Linked DNA regions of Mus musculus: regions 2 and 3 are each linked to region 1. The links are chromatin loops, found by intact Hi-C in ENCODE. Cell type or tissue: left cerebral cortex. All regions are shown on one strand. Region 1 holds the start of Ramac (RNA guanine-7 methyltransferase activating subunit). Region 2 overlaps Homer2 (homer scaffolding protein 2). Region 3 holds the start of Btbd1 (BTB (POZ) domain containing 1).

Region 1 (4,000 bases):
AGAGAGAACTTGGATGAGGAGTCAGTGGGGATGGGAATGGATGAAAACCAGAGTCACAAGGACCAAATAACAGAACGAGACATCTGACCAGGGCGTGGAAAGAAAAGGTATTCTTTTTTTAGCTTTATTTTATTTATGAGTACACTATAGTTGTTTCCAGACACACCAGAAGAGGGCATCAGATCCCATTACAGATGGCTGTGAGCCACCATGTGGTTGCTGGGGATTGAACTCAGGGCTCCAAGAAGAGCAGTAAGTGTTCTTATCCTCTCCAGCCCTAAGGTATCCCATTTTGACACTAAACTTTCCAGGCTGATCGTATTCCCAAGAGGAGGGCAAGGTCCGGGGAGCAATCTGAGAAAAGTGGCTAGTCAACAGCTGGCATTGCCACACTTGCAAACAACCGAGAAGAGCGGAGACTTCGGGAGCGAGCGGAATACGGGCAGTGGAGGCGTGGGTTCGTCTCTGCAAACACACATAGACAACGGTGCGCAGGAGCCTTACTGCCCAGGCCGGCTAAGAACCGGGTGGGCATCGCCCAAGCAGAGCAGTCTCGTCTGCTCCTCCGCCCCGCCGCCCGGGCTCCGGCTTTGGGGTCTCCATTGACAAGCAGCCTTCCCTCCTAGTCCTACTCTCAGACTTCCCGTACCAGTGCACCAGGCACTGCCAGTTCGAGGGATTTTATACATGACGATATCCTCTCCCCGACGGTCACCAGGCACTGGCTGCGAATGACCGCACTGCCCACCATCGCCACTTTGCTCGACCCTGCGGAGCTTCCCTAGGGCCGCGCCAAGGTTCGAATGTGAGGGGCGTGGCGGGGGGGGAGGGGGAAGCGAGGATTTCTAGATCTCGAGAGACTTGGCACGAGACTCCGCCTTACACGCTCCGGAAGCGGAAGTCGGGTGGTTGAGGGATTCCTGAGCGTTTGTTTACCTTGGAGAGCCGGGTGGGGTGCGGCGGTGTGGACGCCCGAGGTCTCCAGTGCGTCCCATGAAGGGTGAGTACCGCACATGGCGGATGAATCTCCCACCCGGGGCGGCGGAGGTGATGGGGGCCTGGGGCCGGAAAGTGCGAGAGGCCGGAGGTCGCTGCCCCTCGGAGCCTCTTTCTCCGCAGCTCGGCTCCTGACGGCAGTTCTGGAAGGAGCCGCTTTGTCCCGGCCGTCGTCAGCCGCGCGTCGGCTGGCGGGCTGGGATGCGCAGTGGTTAGTCAGTCATCCTGCTCCGTGCTCGGGGCTCCGCTCTGGAGAGCAGCCGAGCCAGGGTCGGCCGACCGCAGGCAAAGCTCTGTGCGGTTCTCTATGTGGTGAGGAGGTTGGTGGGATCCAAGTGCCAGGAAGGCTGTCGGCCGCAGCGACAGAGAGCGCGCGGCCCCTGGTTGCCCGTGCCTGACCTAGCTTGTAGCTGGTGACGACCGAGGCGACGAGGGTCGTCGCCTCTCCGAGTTCCTCCGTGGAAGCTCGAGTTTCCTCGTAGGCTGCTAGGACTGAGATCCTTGGGTCTCTAATCCTGCCCACTCAGATCGAGACGTGTGTGTGCACAGCTCCTCTGCCCACGCACGCCTTTGCGGGGTGGGGAAGAATTGTCTGTCTGCGGGTTGTGTGTCTGTCTGTCTGCGGGTTGCGTGTGCTGGCGCCCGCAGAGGCCGGAAGAGGGCGTCTGTTCCCCTGGAGCTATATTACAGGCAGCTGAGAGCAGCGTGGGTGCTGCGATCTGATCTGTGGTCCATCGGAAGGGTAGTGAGCGCTCTCGACCACTGAGCTATCTCTCTGACACTTCCCTCATCTTTTGAGGTTTCTTCCAAGACCCCCTTCCCCCCAGCCGTATTTTCTTAATATTATTTATTCTATTATTTCTTTTATATGTTTATTATATAATTATATTTTATATATTATGTAATTGTGCTTTATGTGATTATTATACATATGTATTGTATATTTTTACATCATAATAACATTTTTCCCTTTCCTCCCTTTAGACCCTCCCTTTATCCCCTCAGCTCTTTCAAATTCATAGTCTCTTTAGTAATATGTAGATATATACAACCTGCTCAGTTCATATATTGTTACTTATGCGTGTGTTTTCGGGGCTAATCAAATATGGCATTAGAGAACCAGTTGGTGTGCTCTTCCCTTGAGAAGACTATTTCTCTTGCTCTCCGCATTCCTTGGTTGCCTGTAGTTCTTTGTTAAGGCCTCTTGACTTTTCCCTCTTCCACATTCTCTTGTCTTTTGGTAGTGTTGGCCTCAGCCCATATTTAATCAACCTAAACATTAAACAATATAGTTGTCTCAAATCCTTGGGTTAAGTAAAGCTTGCATTAAGGTTTTGTTTCAATTCCATTCTCATGAATAAGTATGAAGATACCTATGTGGTAGGGTATGGGGAAAATAGAATAAATTGTGCCTTTTCCTTGCCTTGTGAATGTCTGTCTTAATTGGGAATGGGGCATTCTTCTAGTGGCTTCTGTGGGTAGTTTGGAATTGTGGACACTTTTAATTAGTTGGGAGTTTTCCTTGTCTTATTTTGAGACAGTGTCTCTCTACATCGCTCTGGCTGTCCTGGAACATACTCTATAGACCAGCCTAGCCTCAGACTCACAGAAATCCACCTGACTCTTCCTCCCAAGTGCTGGGATGAAAGGCATGTGTCACTACCCTCAACCTAGTTGGATTTATTCTAAACTCATTTGGTTTTTGGTATTTAATACTAGTTTGCCAATACCAGGCACAAGGAGGTGTAATAAATAAGGTAGAAGTTAAGTAGTAGCCTGAAAGGTAAAATGTCCAAGTACTGTTTCTTGAACTTAATGAGCAATTGTAGTTGAATTTGGTTGGAATAAGGGCAGTACTGTTATAAATGCTTTACCTATTTTGAGGAAAGACAGGACAATGAAGAAGCTATCTTCCAGTTAAGTAGCCCATCCAAAGCGTCCTTGAAAGTGTGATTAGAAAGGAAAAATGACTTGAGGATATCGGGGAAGATGTGGTTTTAAGTTTTTAGCATGATGTTAAATACACCTCAAATCATAAAATAGGTTTTGGTCCTTTCTCTTTGCCAAAGCTGGTTTTGTACTTCTAGGCTCAGTTGATCCTTCTGCCTCAGGCCCAGGAATGGTAGGTCTACAACATGGGCCATTTTCCCTACCAGGTTTAGAAACTTGGAGGCATTCAGCAGAAACACGAAGTTTGAGTTAGGAAAGCTAGGGGATGGCAAAGCTCAACAGTAGCAGTTCTTGATCACAGACGCCTGGGAAGTGGGAACTACCTGTAGAATTCTGCAGTTTCAAGATCTGAGATGAAGAATAAAAGTGAACTCTCTGGTTTCTTGAGAATTAGACCTGCAAGTTAAGCAAAATCTTTTCCCTTAGGTAGAAGATTAGAGATTCCTATTTTTAAATCTGTATTACATTCATTGTGTGTGCGTTTGTTTGTCATGGTACACATGTGAAGGTCAGAGGACAACTTGTGGGAGGGAGTCTGTTCTCTGTTTCTGCCAGATGGGACCTGAAGTTTGAACTAAGGTTCTTAGCCTTGGCCACAAGCACCTCTATCTACCAGCCCAGATTATACTTTTTATATCCATTAGACAGTATCTATCTTATTATTGTTAGATGTTTCTCATTTCTCACAGTATCTGGAGTAATAATACATTGCATTAAATTATAAAATAGTTACCCATAACTTTTAATAGCCATGCATCTAAATGCCAGTTGCTTGGGTTGGCTTCAGACTCCTGGGTTCAAGTAATATCAGTATCCAAACTACAGGTATACACTTAGGAAGCTGTACCCAGCTTCCCCTTTTTCTTTATTCACCTTTGATTGGGGCTAGTGGGGGCTGGAGGGTTTTTTTTTTTTTTTTTTTTTTTTTTTGTCCTGGAACTTATTCTATATAGACCAGAAGGGCTTTGAACTTAGAGATCTGCCTGCCACTGCCTCTGGAATGTTGGAATTAAAGGCATGTGCCAAAGGCACCTGGCAAAAGACAGGGTCTTCC
Region 2 (4,000 bases), 110 kb before region 1:
CAGTGCTCTATCGCAGCTGCTTAGTTGGAAGAACTAATTCTTTAGTCTCTTAAGTTGTTCATCAGAACAACTGCTGTTCTCTGAAATGATAGAGGACACACACTCCCTGAATGAAAAATATCAGGAAAAGCTTCTCTCTCTCCCCCTCTCTCTCTTTTTTTGTTTTTTCGAGACAGGGTATCTCTGTGTAGCCCTGGCTGTCCTGGAATCCACTCTGTAGACCAGGCTGGCCTTGAACTCAGAAATCTGCCTGCCTTTGCCTCCCAAGTGCTGGGATTAAAGGCATGTGCTACCACTGCCCGGCAGGAAAAGCTTCTCTAGTTGCCAGAGTGAACCTTGTGCCTACCCAATGAGTCAGGACTGGGCACCAGTACCAGCTTGCCATACCTCCCCAAGAGTGTAAAACCCCACTACCTATGTGGAAATTGAAAGAGAAAGAAAGGACCGTGAGACCAATTAGACGCCTGGAGGAAAGCCAGGGTGCTGCATCAGAGGAGGAAGGTCTCCTGCCTTACCAGGGGACCTTGTAATGAAGACTCCCTCCCTCTCTCTCTATTGGCTAAGAGGGGACGGTGAATAGGCTCCATTCTACTGCTCAGCTCCCGGCCCTTTTACTTTCTACTGTCTAGGAAAGCTGGCCTTGCCACAGAATCCACGAGGGACCACAGACAGTAGGTGAGGAGCCACCAGCAAAGAGATGCAGCTGGGGTCCGAGCACATCTGGTGCTACAACAAGAGCTGCAGCTTTAAAACAAACCAGATATACGCTGTTTTGGTTTTTATACCAAATACTAGAAAATAGAACTAGAATCGTGGTTTAGATGGTGATTAGGGGGTTTTACCTTCAAACACACTGAATGTCAGGTGACACGTCAGCCCAGAGAAATATCCAGTGGTCACAGAGTAGAGGCAGAAAGACTTTGATGCAGAAGGCTTATTTATTTTTAAGGACATGACAGTACTTTGGCTGGCATCCCTTTATTCTCTTCCCACAAATAATGTGGCCAAAATACAGACAGGGATAATAGCAGAGAAGGATGAAATATCAGGAATACACAGTATTGTTAGAAATACTAAATCAAATATGATAGGCCATGCCTGTAATTCCGGTACTCAGGAGACTGAGGCAGGAGGATTGCCTCCAGTTCCCATCTAGCCGGAGCTATATCACAACCTCCTGCTCCAAAAAAGAAAAGAGAAGAAATACTCCTAACTTATTTAATAAAAATTAATTCCCATGTCTAATAATTCCAGAATCAGATTAGAGGCAATACTCATTGATTGCAAGAGTGCAATAAACTAGCATCGTCATACAGGCTGTGAGAAAAAGCATGCCGGAAGTATGCATCGAGGGTCGTAAAGTGGTAATAGCACGGCCTATAATATTACCTGTAGGAGTCTACCCCGAGGAACCATTCAAAAGGAAGCAGTAGGTATGAAAGGAACAACTGGGGATATCCACTACACGGGGAATGCTTAGCATCTATAACAGCAAGAAACTGAAGCCATCTTAACAAATTAAGATCATTACAGGCTCTTATAGTAACCACTGCATGGGCATTAAAATGTTAATTATGGAGACAGTGAGGTAACGGGAGACCTGTCTTTTTACTCATTTGCCATGATTTTAGGTGGAAAAGAAAGAGCAAGAAGATACATGATTATGCAGACTGTTCTGCAGCCCACGCTCCATTTGTTATGCAGGTCTGCGATAAGACAGCAGGGTTTGGGATACAGCTTCCGGAACCCTTCATCTTTCAAATGCACCAAACTGCTTTGGAATCAAACTAAGTGAGGATGTCAAAACTGTCTGGCAGGCCAGTACCTTGGCTCCATCCACACTGATGATCCGATAGCTGTTCCTGGTGACATCATAGAAGTAGGAAACCGTGACGGCCTGCTTGCTTGCCGGCACCCAGTTCTTCTTGGTGCTGGGGTCAATCTGGAAGACGTGCGCTCGCGTGGTGAAGATGGGCTGTTCTCTGCAACAGGACAGATGTGTGTGTGAAATGATGGGACTTGACCTAATGTATAATTTATGATTTCTAGGCCACCCACCGTCTCATACAATTTCAAGTAGCTTATTGGCAAAGATACATATGTATGAGAACAATTAAAATGAGGAGGAGGAAGAAGAGGGAGGGGGAGGAGAAAGAGGAGGAGGAGTAGGGGGAGGAGGAGGAGGGAGTGGAGGGGAAGGAGGAGGACAGTATCCCTGTGAGTGGTTTCTGCAGCCCACACTCCATTTAGCTGCACTACCTGGAGGCTGCTGGGCAACTGGCCTAATGAGCAATTTGCTTAAAATGAAATTCTTCGTTGAGAGTTTTTACATTGCTGTCAAGAGTTCTATTTTTTTCCTGACACCCTGTTGGCATTTGTGGGGGTGAGGGACTCTTTGGAACTAATTCATTTTAGAAAATTAAAAAATTTTATTTTGGGAGAATCTGCATTGATTTTAGGATTCTGTAACCCACTTGAAGCTTAATATTCAGTATTTCTCAGATTTGGGGAGCTGTTTTGAATGACAGGATTATTTTATAGCCTTGGAAGCATCGCCAGTTCGCTTTTGAAACCTGTAAGGACTATGCAGTTTAGAGAGGCTGTCAGGATTTCTGTAGACCCTCCGTCTAGTCTAATCTTTACCGAGTCTCCTTCCTGCTCTGACTGAACTCTCTTTCATCCCACATGCCTGTGAACACTTCCTCTGACTGCTAAAAAAATTAACCAAATTAACACATTATCTCTGTTTCTCTCTGTTTAGTAAAGAATTAATTAGGTCCTGACAATAGAGATTAATAACTAAGACAGGTTTTTAAATTATAATAGAATCCACTGCACAGTCATGCTTTGAGATATTTGCTTAACAAAGTAACAAAAAAAATTGAAACACAGACTCATCACAAAATCTGCTTTTTAAAAAAAGGCTTTGTAGGCAAACTCCAAAATTCTTCTAAGTTCAAAATAAGACAAAAACTGGGGAGGGGAGCCACCAGCATGCAAAAATAAAGTCACAAAAACACTATAGATTACTAAGTATTGATTAAAGATACAATTAAACCTAAAGGTTTGATTTTGGCTTAGTCAAATTAATTTTCAAAGTCCTGGCAATGTCAAAAGCGATGATAAAGAACAGGACACCTGAGTGGACACAGAAATTCAAAGGGCAGGGAACTCTCAAGTGGCTATGCTGTCAGTGAGGAGGGGTTGGGCAGGAGTCTCTGAGCTCTCTCCCATCCTGCCCCCCCCCCGACCCCCACCCCCACCCCCACCGCCTTCCCCCACACAGTGCCTGCAGAAGACTCATTACTGGAAACACAGCTCTCAGGGGGAAACTTTATTCTAGGAAAGCAATTTACTCGTTGAGCCTCGTACAAGGGATGTCAGATAATATCATGGATATTGGCATGGTGTTAGAGGAACTCAGGACCTCTGGAAGAGTCTGCGAAGAAGATAATGTCAATATTGCTGCTTCTAGAGCTGGTACTCCAGAGGAGCAGCTGGAGGCCGGCATCCCTGGGCCCTCTCTAGGCCCAGGGAGCAGGCAAAATACCAGTGGGAGTGTGGGTTACTCAGGCATTTCCATCAGTAAGTCTCAAGTTCACTCCCTGGCTTCACCCTAGATCCACACCCTTCCAGTGGCTGCATGACAGCTGTAGAAAGAAAAGGAAGATTCTTGCCACAGTGTTTCACATCTGTCGTCAAGAGTCCAAGCTGTGGAGTGCATATCCATGAATACCATGTGGGGAAGTCTGACGTCTGGATGGCCCAGCTGTGCCACTCACCAGCCAGCACTGTAGCTTTCTAATCATCTAAGTACAACACTGTAAAGGCATACGTTCTCAGGCAACGGCCTGCACATGTGAGAGAGGAGTTAGGTGAGCAGCTGTCGCCACAGAGAGCATGGGGGGACTAAATTATACTAAATCTCTGCTGTACTCTACCACAGCATTAACTGGCAGTCCGAGGGTCAGAGAAGAGCTCCTTTCAGGGATGGAGCCCC
Region 3 (4,000 bases), 64 kb after region 1:
ATGTTCTATAGCTGTCAAAGTTTTCCACTCTCATTTCCCAAATTCTCTCTTTGACTTGCCTCTCAGGATGCCCGGCTGCCTTCCTTTCTCATCTCTCTGACAGCCGCCTAGTTTGCTTATCGCTCCCTTTCCCTTCCTCCAGCTCTATGCAGGCCCTTGCAGGTCTCAGGCACCCTGTACCTTTCACAGTCCACTACTTTCCCACGTTAACGCTGTTCTAACTTCCTGCAGCTCCTTGGCATCTCCTATCTAAATAGAGCACAACAAAACCTCTTAATGTATATGTTACTTGGAGGTTCCAGTTCCTCCAGCAACAGGCAGGTGAGGATTGTAAATGCGAATAGGGTCTCATCACTCCACTGAAAACCCTGTTTTCTCTCAAGCCTTCTTCCTCAGTCCCCCAAATCCCTGCCCGGCCTATCTCTTTAATCACTATCACCCATCGCTTTCTTTTTATCTACTCAAACCTCGATAGTTTACTCTTGTAGTTTCTCTGGCAGAAGAGATTAAGGCCTAAAACACGCCCCCACCCCCTTAAAAAGTTTTCTCTGGTATTATTTCCTTCCAAACCCTGTCAGCCTGGACAGTGTCCACTGCCGACTCCTACACTGAGAAATAAGCTACGCAGGGAGACACAGTGTACGTCAAATGAACTAGAACACCATTTGTAAGTGAGAGGGCTTTAAGTAAGCAGATTATTAAAGTGTAAAACCTAAGTTCAGAAGCCTCGACGTAATGGTAGTTAATTTAGGTTGTAAAAACAGTAAAAATCTGCCTCAGCCACCTCACTTTTCCAGTTTAGCAAGCTCCACCATTGTTGTCACACAATGTTTTAAAGATAATCAATGCCTAAGTAAAAATTAGTCTAGACATGCAGTTCAGAATAGAAAAATGACCAGGACCTGACTATCAGGAAAATAATTTACTTAGAGAGCAAGAAATCAAATGGCACTGTATATTTCAAGGGCTCTAAGTTAACTTACTTCCTATTAAAACTGATTAGCACATTCAATGAAAATACAAATAAAAAACAAAAGTATGAAATAGCCCCCTCCATAATTCTATTCTAGCCCTATCAATAAAAAGTGCCTAGTAGTTTAGCTCTATGGTTCTCAAGGTTAGCTAGTGTAAACTTCACTTAGAAAAAGTATTAAAATGCTTTAAGGTTTTACCTCCAAAAATGATACCAAAAGGAGACATCTACTAATTTATTGTCCCAGTGGATGGTACAGGTGGAAAAAAAAAAAAACATTTTGTTGTATTTTTTCCTGCATGTGTGTGGAGGCAGGTACACAGCAGCTCACATATGAGGTCAGAGGACAACTTGTAGGACTAAGTTCTCCCCTTTTACTACAGGGCCACAGGTACCTAAGGCCTTCTTCCTCTAGGCTTGCAACAGGAGCCTGTACCCACTACGCCACCACCTCTCTGGCCTATCATTTTAAGGAAGGCTTCTAAACTACGTAATTTGCTAAGCAAGCTATATCCAGTCTTCCTGCTCAACTTCAAAATCCAAATGACTCAAATACTAGCAGGTAGGCTGCACACCTATCCCCATAAATACAAATTCAATGCTAGAAAATCTGAGGACAAAGAGAGAAAAGGGTACTATCGGCTTTTCAGTTCAACACACCTTGGCATACTGGTCTCTCCTTCTATCCTATCTCCAGGTATATAACATTTGCTCCACTCTTTTTCAGTTGTTACCATGGTGCATGAAATTCAAAATGCTAACTTGAACCCTGCCCATAATATTATCTGATTTTCATAAACTTCACAGTGACTGCATTATATTCCATCAAGTGGACCTATGATTGTTACTGATTTATTTATTTCCTTGGCTCAACTTCTTTCTACATTCTCGTGAAGAATGCTGTAGACACCTTTTTCAATAATTTAATGTTTTCTAAGTGTAGAAAAAGTCTAAGGCATCCAACTATTTTTCAAAGGCTTTTTTTTACGATAATCTTTCTCGGAAAGTGTTCCTTCAGTCATCTTTTAAATTTTTTGGTGGGTCAGCACTCAGGGGGGGTAATAAGTTCGCTGAGTTCGAAGCCAGCTTGGAATACATATCGAGCCCCAAATCGGCCAAGTCTAAATAATGAGCCCAGGTCCAAGAAAATAAAAGCCAAACCCATATCTCCGCCCCCAAAAGGTGGGGCTCATGAAAAGGAGAAAGCACTTTACTGTTTTAATTTGCATTTCCTCATTTACTAATGAGGTCACACATTCCTTGGTTGTATTTTTTTCTTTTCTATTACATCTTGTCCTTTATCCATTTATTGATGGGAACTTAACATATATTTCTTGTGTGAACTTTATATTTCCCTCCATAAGCATCTTCTTGAGGAAGCTATGAGCCTCTGTGGACTCTTGTGCTCCACTGACTTGCCTGTTTACGTCAGAATTACTCAAAATCTGCTGTCTTAAAAACAACACTATACTCAAGCAGCCAACACCATCTTCGGTCCTCCGGGAGCTGGCTCGATTACCTTGGACAAGTCACTTTTCTGGGCCTCGGTCCCATTTGTAAAACTGGGGTAAAACAACAAGATATGCCTCCCTAACAGTTAGGACTGCTGTGATTAACAACGCCACAATGCCACTACCTTCCACTAAGTAGCAAACTAATCAGCTATCAATCAATCTCCTATCCTCAGATCATCGGAGAGCAAACTCGAACACTACTAGCGTGTTTTAGAATACAAAAACCGTCACCTTGACTGCAGAAACTTGAAGCAGGCCAGCCTGATACCTGCTATGGCTATTATCTTCCAGAGTCCTGACAGCAAACCGTGGAGACCCTGACAACCCCAGTCCTCTAAGACCCTTCATCCACCCGGGTCCTTAAACAAAAACGAATCCTGCAAGTGGGTAATCGGGACAGCCTATCTCGTCTTCTAGTCTGCCCACTCGATTATGAAGCCCGGGCGACAGACAATTCCGCTACTGGAATGTGACAGCACCCTTCAACGGCAAAGCGCCCGCCACCGCCGGGAATGGCGACACTGACCGACCTTCCCAAGCATCGCCTGCCTGCCGGGGAGGACCCGAGGGAGGCCGACTCGCCCAGCCCAAGGTCACTCGGGAGTCGACGCAGGCCGGGCTGGGTGCCGCCACCCTCCAGGCCGCCGGCTCCGCGCGCCCGCCGCTCACCTCAGCAGCGCCAGGAAGGCGGCGGGCTCCACGTCCGGCAGCTCGATCTCGGCCGACGTCGTGGCCATGCCGCCGTTGAACATGGCGTCGAAGACCGCGCTGCCGGCCGCCAGCACGAAGCGGTGGGCGGGGATGCGCTGCGGGCCCCCGGCGGCCGCCGCGCCTCGGCCCTTGCCCAGCACGAAACGCACATCGCTCAGCAGCTCCGAGTTGAAGAGGAAGGCGAAGCGCTCCTTGAGCGACGCCTTGGTGGCCTGCCAGTTGTACAGCGGCTCGCGCTGCAGGGGCAGCAGCGGCCCGAGAGCGGACGGCGAGGGAGCCGGTGGCGGCGGCGGAGGCGGCGGCGGGGCCGGAGGGCCGGGCTCCGCCTCAGCTCCGGTCGCCGGCTCCCCGGCCGCGGCTGACCCGAGCGAGGCCATCCTCCTGCTGCGCGGCTCCGCTCAAGCTGCGAGCACCCGGCGCGCCGCCGCCATGGTCGAGCCGCCCCGAGGCCGGCACCGCCCCCCTGCCTTCCGGGAAAGGCGCTTCCGGCCGCGCGCGCCCGCCCTCCCGCGGGGCCGCGTTGCTGAGGCGGGAGGCGCGCGGCCGCGAGAGGGTTGAGGGGCGTGCGGGCGCGCCGCGCTGATTCCTCAGGCCGCCTCCCGCTCCTCCCTTCAGGCTCGCCTCGCTCCCACCCGCGTCACCCTGCGAGGACGCCGCCTCAGCCCGCTTGGTGGATGAGCTGGACGTGGAAGGACCTCGAGGGCACGGCAAGGGAGTCTGTAGAGGAGAGACAGACACCCTGCTATTCTAAAGGCGGGATGGTGGCCCTGTCACAGCCCGGATGGCTGCATCACCCTTGGAA

What was found. A loop is a pair of places that touch in the nucleus more often than their neighbours do. Peaks named below come from ENCODE experiments on the same cell type or tissue, not always from the same donor. Only the 100,000 strongest peaks of a DNase experiment are listed, where the experiment ranks them.
Region 2: a loop joins it to region 1, with 2.7 times the contacts of the local background. A loop is called at or near these places in 1 of 42 quality-filtered maps.
Region 3: a loop joins it to region 1, with 5 times the contacts of the local background. A loop is called at or near these places in 1 of 42 quality-filtered maps.

What each region holds. Positions count from the first base shown.
Region 1 is chr7:81,762,057-81,766,056 of GRCm38, forward strand. It overlaps Ramac (RNA guanine-7 methyltransferase activating subunit), which reads left to right and starts at 897. Exons shown (of 3, transcript NM_025997.2): 1 at 897-1,000. In left cerebral cortex, CTCF peaks have their summits at 172 (motif pointing right) and 1,646 (motif pointing right); DNase peaks (open chromatin) are centred at 463, 880, 1,292 and 1,565; H3K4me3 peaks cover 1,795 bases; H3K27ac peaks cover 1,378 bases.
Region 2 is chr7:81,647,729-81,651,728 of GRCm38, forward strand. It overlaps Homer2 (homer scaffolding protein 2), which reads right to left. Exons shown (of 9, transcript NM_001164086.1): 2 at 1,826-1,982. Among named protein-coding and RNA genes, the nearest start is that of Gm51279, 36 kb to the left of the region's middle. In left cerebral cortex, no CTCF peak of the experiment used is centred here; DNase peaks (open chromatin) are centred at 1,748, 2,263 and 3,727; H3K4me3 peaks cover 188 bases; H3K27ac peaks cover 2,186 bases.
Region 3 is chr7:81,825,817-81,829,816 of GRCm38, forward strand. Btbd1 (BTB (POZ) domain containing 1) reads right to left here and starts at 3,615. Exons shown (of 8, transcript NM_146193.2): 1 at 3,157-3,615. The coding sequence starts at 3,575. In left cerebral cortex, no CTCF peak of the experiment used is centred here; DNase peaks (open chromatin) are centred at 63, 623, 2,134, 2,525 and 3 more places; H3K4me3 peaks cover 2,949 bases; H3K27ac peaks cover 1,361 bases.